Linked DNA regions of Homo sapiens: region 1 is linked to region 2. A link is a contact called in ENCODE Hi-C data. All regions are on one chromosome and are shown on one strand. Each heading gives the region's core, a stretch centred on a gene start or an enhancer-like site at or near the end of the contact. The rest is flanking DNA. Distances are from core to core; before and after follow the strand shown. Region 1 holds the start of NR2C2 (nuclear receptor subfamily 2 group C member 2). Region 2 holds the start of TAMM41 (TAM41 mitochondrial translocator assembly and maintenance homolog).

Region 1 (2,907 bases), core at 339-2,838, 3.1 Mb after region 2:
TAAGCCACCACTGCACTGTATGTTTGTTAGCAGTTCCTGGGCCAAATGTGTTACTGATGTTTTGAGTTGTCTTCGCTGCTTTATGAACCATTTTGAACTCGAATAAGAAAACTGCTCCAAATTTGCTTTTTATCTAACATCATTAGACAAAAAGCATATTCTAAAATAAACAGCAATAAGTCATTAGCAAAAAAATAAAGTGAGAAATGTGCATTAAAATGATCCACATTTATTTAAGAATGTATTCCAATATCAAACAGCAAATTTCAAAAATGCAAAAACGCAATTGCTTTTGCCTCTCAGGTACATCACTTGACCTTTCTAGTTCTCACCCACTTCACCCCTAAAATCGGAAAATCTTTCTGCAAGAAAAAAATTTGACCACATTCCCTTAAGGCCTCTTCCAATTTCAAGAGCTGTGCTTTACCATGACAAAACGAACCTAGCTCTTTTCCCAATTTTGCAACGTCAGAAAAAGGAGGAAGGGGAAATAGCTGTGTTTAAAACATTTTTTACCAAATAGAAATATTATAAGATTATGGAAAAAAAAATACTAAATGTTGGAGTCATCCTGATAAAAACCCAAATGGATACTGTGTGGGAAAAAAAGTTAACCCATCCATTCTGGAGTCAATATTTATTCTTAATAAGCAAGAAAACTGAAGAAAAAAAATCAGTATAAGATCTACAGCCTGTAGCCTAAACACTTCAGGGCATTTAGGATAAATAAGCGCCTGCACCTTCCCAGGCAAGTCAAAACCACGACATAAAACAGAGAAATATGTAAGGAAAACCTACAGCCCAAGAGTTTAAGAGCAAGACAGGCCAATTTCTTCAAATAAATTTAAGCAATGCTGCTAAAAGCTGCTTTACACATCCCTATTACCATGTACTACTTCCAAATTTCGAGGAGGAGGGGCATGGAATTACACAAGATCTGGATCGTATGTTTACTAAGAAACCAAAAATTATAGGTTCTGGGGCGTTTCAACATTTCACCTGAGATGGCCAGAACGGGCGCATCTTTAGACCTTTAAAACCTAAATTAAAAACTATCAGTACCGAGGAAGGGCCGAAGAGCTCAATACCCACCCAATACAACCCCCACTTCCGACCTACAGACGCTCTGCTGAGCGGCTGGGAGAATCCGTCGCGCCAGTCAGGGCCCGGCTTCTTCCAACAACAGACACTTTGCGAGCCTTCCAGAAGCCTTGGCTAAGCGAGAAGGCAGGGTGGAGGCCGCCACTGCGAGGACGGTCCCCACCCAGCTGCGAGGAGCTCGCGGTTCCCCAGAGGGGCGGGCCTGCGTCCGGGTAACCGTGCGCGACGTCCACGAGTTTTTAGGACGACCAGCCCTTCAGCCTCTAGGCCCCGACGCCTGCGCCATTTAAGCCACATATCCGCCCGCCCGGCCGCGGCCAAGGCCGGCGGCAGCTACGTAGCCGCCGCCGCCCGGGGCCCCACAGCCCACGGGCCGGATGGACCGAGCGCCGGCTGCGGCGTTCCGGTGCGCGCGCGCGCCTCAGCCAATCGCGTTCTCGCCCGCCCCCCGCCGCGGCGGCGAGGCTGGCGCTGGGAAGAGGAAGAAGAACATTCGCCCTCCTCCTACCAGCGCGCGGGCGGCGGCGGCGGCGGCACCGGGGTCACGAACTCTGACCTTTCACTGACAAAAACAATAACAAACCCCCCCTTCTCCGCGACCCCGGCGGCGCCCCCGGGCCCGTCCCCGCCACCCCGCTCCCACCTCGGCGTCTCGTCTCTCGCCCGCTGCCCCGCGAGCCCGCGGCCCCCGGGCTCCCGCCATCCGCCGACACCGGGAGCCCGGGCTCCCCGCGCCCTGCCCTCCGCGCCGGGGGCCGCCCGCCGCAGACACGGGACCCGCTTCGAGGCCGCTTTGGCGCCAAATCCTGAGGTAAAATTGAAAGAGGGTCGGGCGGGCTCGGGCCGGCGGCGGAGGGGGCGGGCCTGGCGCGCGGACATGGAGGCGCCGCGGCGGCGGCTGAACCCGACCCTTTTACCTTTGCCACGGGGTGGCGGCGGCGGCGCCCGGCGCTTTGCATAGTGGGCCGGGCCGCTCCCCTCCCCTCCCCGCCCGCGGCCGGGCGAAGCGAGCGGGTTCCCCCTGACCGGCCCGGCCGGCGCAAGGGTGGGGGTGGAGGGGGAATGGCCGCGGCCCCGCCTTATAGTTGGCCCTCCGCCAGCGCCGCCATTTTGTTCTCGACGGAGATGGCTCCGGCTGGGCGGGCTCCCTTCCTCCTTATCCTCCTCCTCCTCCCGCCTGCAGTCCCTTCTTCCTTCTCTGCCGGGATTTTCACCCCTCCGCTTCTAGTCCGCCTTTGGCGGCCGTCGCAGCCCAACCGCCGTTTTTTCTGAAGGGGAGGGTAAAAGAAAAGGAGGAAGGCGGGTGCGAGGCGCGACCTCGTGAGCGACGGATGGGCTGGCTAATTGGCGCCCAGATAGGAGGGCCGGGGCCTGTGGCACCGCCCCCCTAAGCTTTGCTGATTGGCTGAGGCGGAAGAGGGTGGTCCTTATGGGGCGCGGGAGCCCTGGCGGGGCGGGAGTAGAGGCCGGGGCGAAGAGTGGGGCCGGGTCGGCGGGGGCGGGGCCGGGGGCGGGGCGCGAGGGGCGCGGCCGGGTGGAGAGGCCGGCGCCTGGTCTTGGGTCAGCAGGTGGGCTGCTTCCCTCCGCCTGGAACGCGTCTCGAATGAGTACTGAGGAACAATAGTAATAAAGGTGATGAAGCATTTCGAGTCCACGATGCGCTCTCGTGGGAAGAGGTTTTCGGAACCAGGACACTTTTCAGGGCTCCTGCTCGTTATTTCGCAGCGGCCTTGGCGAATCCCCTAATGAGGCTCAATTTTATCGACTGTAAATGGGGGGCATGCGCATTCTTGCCAGGCCGGACCT
Region 2 (2,993 bases), core at 214-2,713:
CATGGAAGAATGAAGAGGTGGCCATCAGGAGGCTAACGCCTGCTCTGTAGAGTGTGACTCTACAGACCACTGGGGACACTTGAGATTTGGTGGCGAGGCAGGTATGGAATAAACATGTTTTTTAAAAATGTGTAATTATGTTAAGGTAAATTCGGGAAAAATAACTAGCCTATAATAACCTATAATTTCTCATATGCTGCCAATTTAAAGAAAAATATTAAATAGTAGTGTAAGTGGGAAACAGAGGAAATCCAAGCAACAGCATAGATGGCCTCACCAGGAAGTGAACAGGCAGGATGTTAATCAGAAGACAGACTACAGTCAGGTATCCAGACGCAGGGGGCCCCATTAAAACCTGCACACTGAATTCTGCAAATTACAAGGAAAACTGTACCCTTACTGAGGCTGTGCTGAGCCAACTCTGAAAAGTAACAATGCCTAGTCTCAAACAGACCGTTGTTAAAAGTGCTGAGCGAGGGTAAATACACTGGTCACGCACTAACTTTTGATGTTAGTTACTTTCACTGCACCTGCCCTGGCCCTACAACCAGTCCGCCAACTTCCTGAAGTCAGAAGATCATTTTGCATTTTCTCCTACATTTATAGAGGTGACTCTCAACAAACTTGGCTGCGCATTAGAATCACCTGGGACGTTTCTTAAATTCCTGAAGCCCAGGCCTCATCCCAAACCAATTAAATCAGAATCTCCATCGGCGGAAGCCGAGCATTAGGATTTTCTTAAAAGCTCCCCAGAAAATTCCGATGTCCAGCCGACTAAAACACTGAAAGAACCTGATAACGATTTCTTTTCCTTTCTTCCATTTGCCCCTGCAGCAGTTTTTCCTTCTGCCTAACTGCTTCTCCTGCTCTAGACCCACGTGGATTCCTAAGTATCCTTCAACACCGTCGCTTCAACTCGCGCTGTCGTTATACTAGGAAGGCAGGCCTATGGTTCACTCTGCTAGTGGACACGTGGAGTGTGCAGAGCGGACAGGCAGCTCTCCGACTCTGAAGGAATCGAGGGCAAAACGGGACTCGTGAGAACAGACAGTTCCCCGTCGTGGGGCTGCCCGGGCTCACCTTCTGGTCTGAACTCGGCCCTGCCTGGCGGTACACCCCGGAGCCGTAGACGAAAGCCAGACTCAGCTCCTCGGGGAAGTGAGACAGGATCTTGCGGAAGGTCACCCACGAGCTCTGCAGCGTCTGCAGCGCCATGGGGTCGAGGCTAACAGGGGACACTCAGCGCAGCAGGGCGAGGACAACCGGGCGGGGAACAGACACCGGGTAGGCGGTTTAGGGTGGGAAATGGAAGTCGGAGACTGGATCGAGGGACACAAGGCTGAGTGTGGGGTGGGACTGCAAGCACACGCAAGGATTGGGGCGTTGGGCCACGAAGAGCAGCGGCGAGAAGACGCAGCCCAGATAGGCTCGGGTGGGCGGCGGTCGCACAGGCAGAGCTTCCGTCCCTTGCTACGCCCCACGCACGCACAGGCGCTTCCAAGACGCAAGAGGCGGTGCTCGCCTTAGTGTGGGGAACGCGAGGCTTTGCATTGTCCCCTCGTGGTCGGAGGAGTGCCCTACAGGCTGGCGGCTAGGTTGCGACTTGGACAAATCGGCGGAGGCGAGCGTCACCCGACTCCGCGGGCCCTGAGCCTTGATAGCCTCTGTACTTCTCTCTTCAAACTACGGTTTAAAGAATGACTATAAAATCGGGAGCGTATTGAAGGTTTTTAAGTGAGGCGACACTCACATAATATGGAACTAGCCGTTCTGAAATGGACAGTGTAGTAGCATGTAGTGCCTTCACAATATTGTGCCCCCATCATCGCTCTAGTTCCAAAATTGCAGATTTCGAAGATTTGGAAAAACACAAAATTAAAATGATGCCCAATCCCGCCATGTAGAGAATACCACCGTCAAGATTTGACGGAGACTTCTTCACGCTAAAGCCCTTTTCAAATACAAGGGTGGATATGGGAGTGCACAGACGTTCTCTGATACTTGCATTTAATTTCAAGGGTGGATCACAGTTTTTGCCCCCTTGCCTTGTGGAATGGTCTCACAAAGGGTGCTTCAAATGCAGTTTCTGGAGGAAACAGGACCCTAGGAGTAGAAAAATCTTACAGCTCTCCTCTTTGTATAACTGGAGAAACTTGCTGAAGATTACCATTCAGGAGGTGGTTTGACTTCCAGGACAGAAACTTTTTCAACTACCCTCTCCTTCCTCCCCAAAATACACTACCTCTCAAAAATAATAGAAATAGTAATAGCTAACATTCAGGTAATGTTGACACATTTTCACATGCACTTCTCACTGAGCACCCTCTAGTGCCCTGTGGCAGGAGGGCCTTGGTTTTACTGATGGCCAAGCTAAGGCTTAGAGAGGTAAAGCCAGGTGATAGGATCACATCAGCCTGTGGCAAAACTAGAGCTAAACCCAGGTCTGGCTCCAACTCTGGGATTTTTTCGGAAATTCTGCTCTGTCCTTGAAGGGTTTTGAGCAAGGACTTATGTAATTCACATGTTAGCCTGAATTGTGGGGGACTGATTAGACAGTTGTTATCATAGTTCCCCCATGAACTGGAAACGGCTAGGCCAAGGTCTTAGGAGCAGGGATGGGATTAAATCAATTGGAAAAATGATTACTTGCACTCACACTCTGGGCCTGCACTGAGATGAAGAGATCTGAGCTGCCTGCTGCCCTGCAGGAGCTAGGGGTCTGTAGAGGAGAGGAGACAGAACTGCAAATCAGAGTAGAATTTGGGTAATGCAGCCAGGTACCCAGCACAGTGCCGGAATGTAATGTCCCTCCAATGGGAACGTCAGTCAGTTCTGGGTGTTGGGGAAAGGGACCAGAAGAGGTTTCACAATGATGGCATTTTGAGCCAGGCCTGGAAGCTGGGTAGGAGTTTATCAGGTAGAAGATAGATGGGAAAATTCAACCAAGAAAGAATTGAAAGGACTCGGTGACAATAATACTAATAATAGGTGTC

The links. Hi-C counts contacts between places; a loop is a spot of excess contacts on that map. Pooled maps may share reads with other maps.
Region 1: a loop to region 2 is called in a map of CD8-positive, alpha-beta T cell, with 6 times the contacts of the local background. The contact joins the promoter of NR2C2 here to the promoter of TAMM41 in region 2. A Hi-C loop is called at or near these places in 3 of 168 maps with a recorded cell type or tissue (CD8-positive, alpha-beta T cell and naive thymus-derived CD4-positive, alpha-beta T cell) and 7 of 50 pooled maps.

What each region holds. Positions count from the first base shown.
Region 1 is chr3:14,945,995-14,948,901 of GRCh38, forward strand. NR2C2 (nuclear receptor subfamily 2 group C member 2) reads left to right here and starts at 1,589. Exons shown (of 14, transcript NM_001291694.2): 1 at 1,589-1,912. It overlaps FGD5-AS1 (FGD5 antisense RNA 1), which reads right to left and starts at 2,447. Exons shown (of 2, transcript NR_046251.1): 1 at 2,019-2,447; 2 at 1-160. RefSeq lists enhancers at 740-1,429, 2,118-2,805, 2,252-2,451, 2,806-2,907 and silencers at 1,212-1,641, 1,692-1,761, 1,782-2,201, 2,592-2,651.
Region 2 is chr3:11,845,422-11,848,414 of GRCh38, forward strand. It overlaps TAMM41 (TAM41 mitochondrial translocator assembly and maintenance homolog), which reads right to left and starts at 1,464. Exons shown (of 8, transcript NM_001284401.2): 1 at 1,081-1,464. The coding sequence starts at 1,215.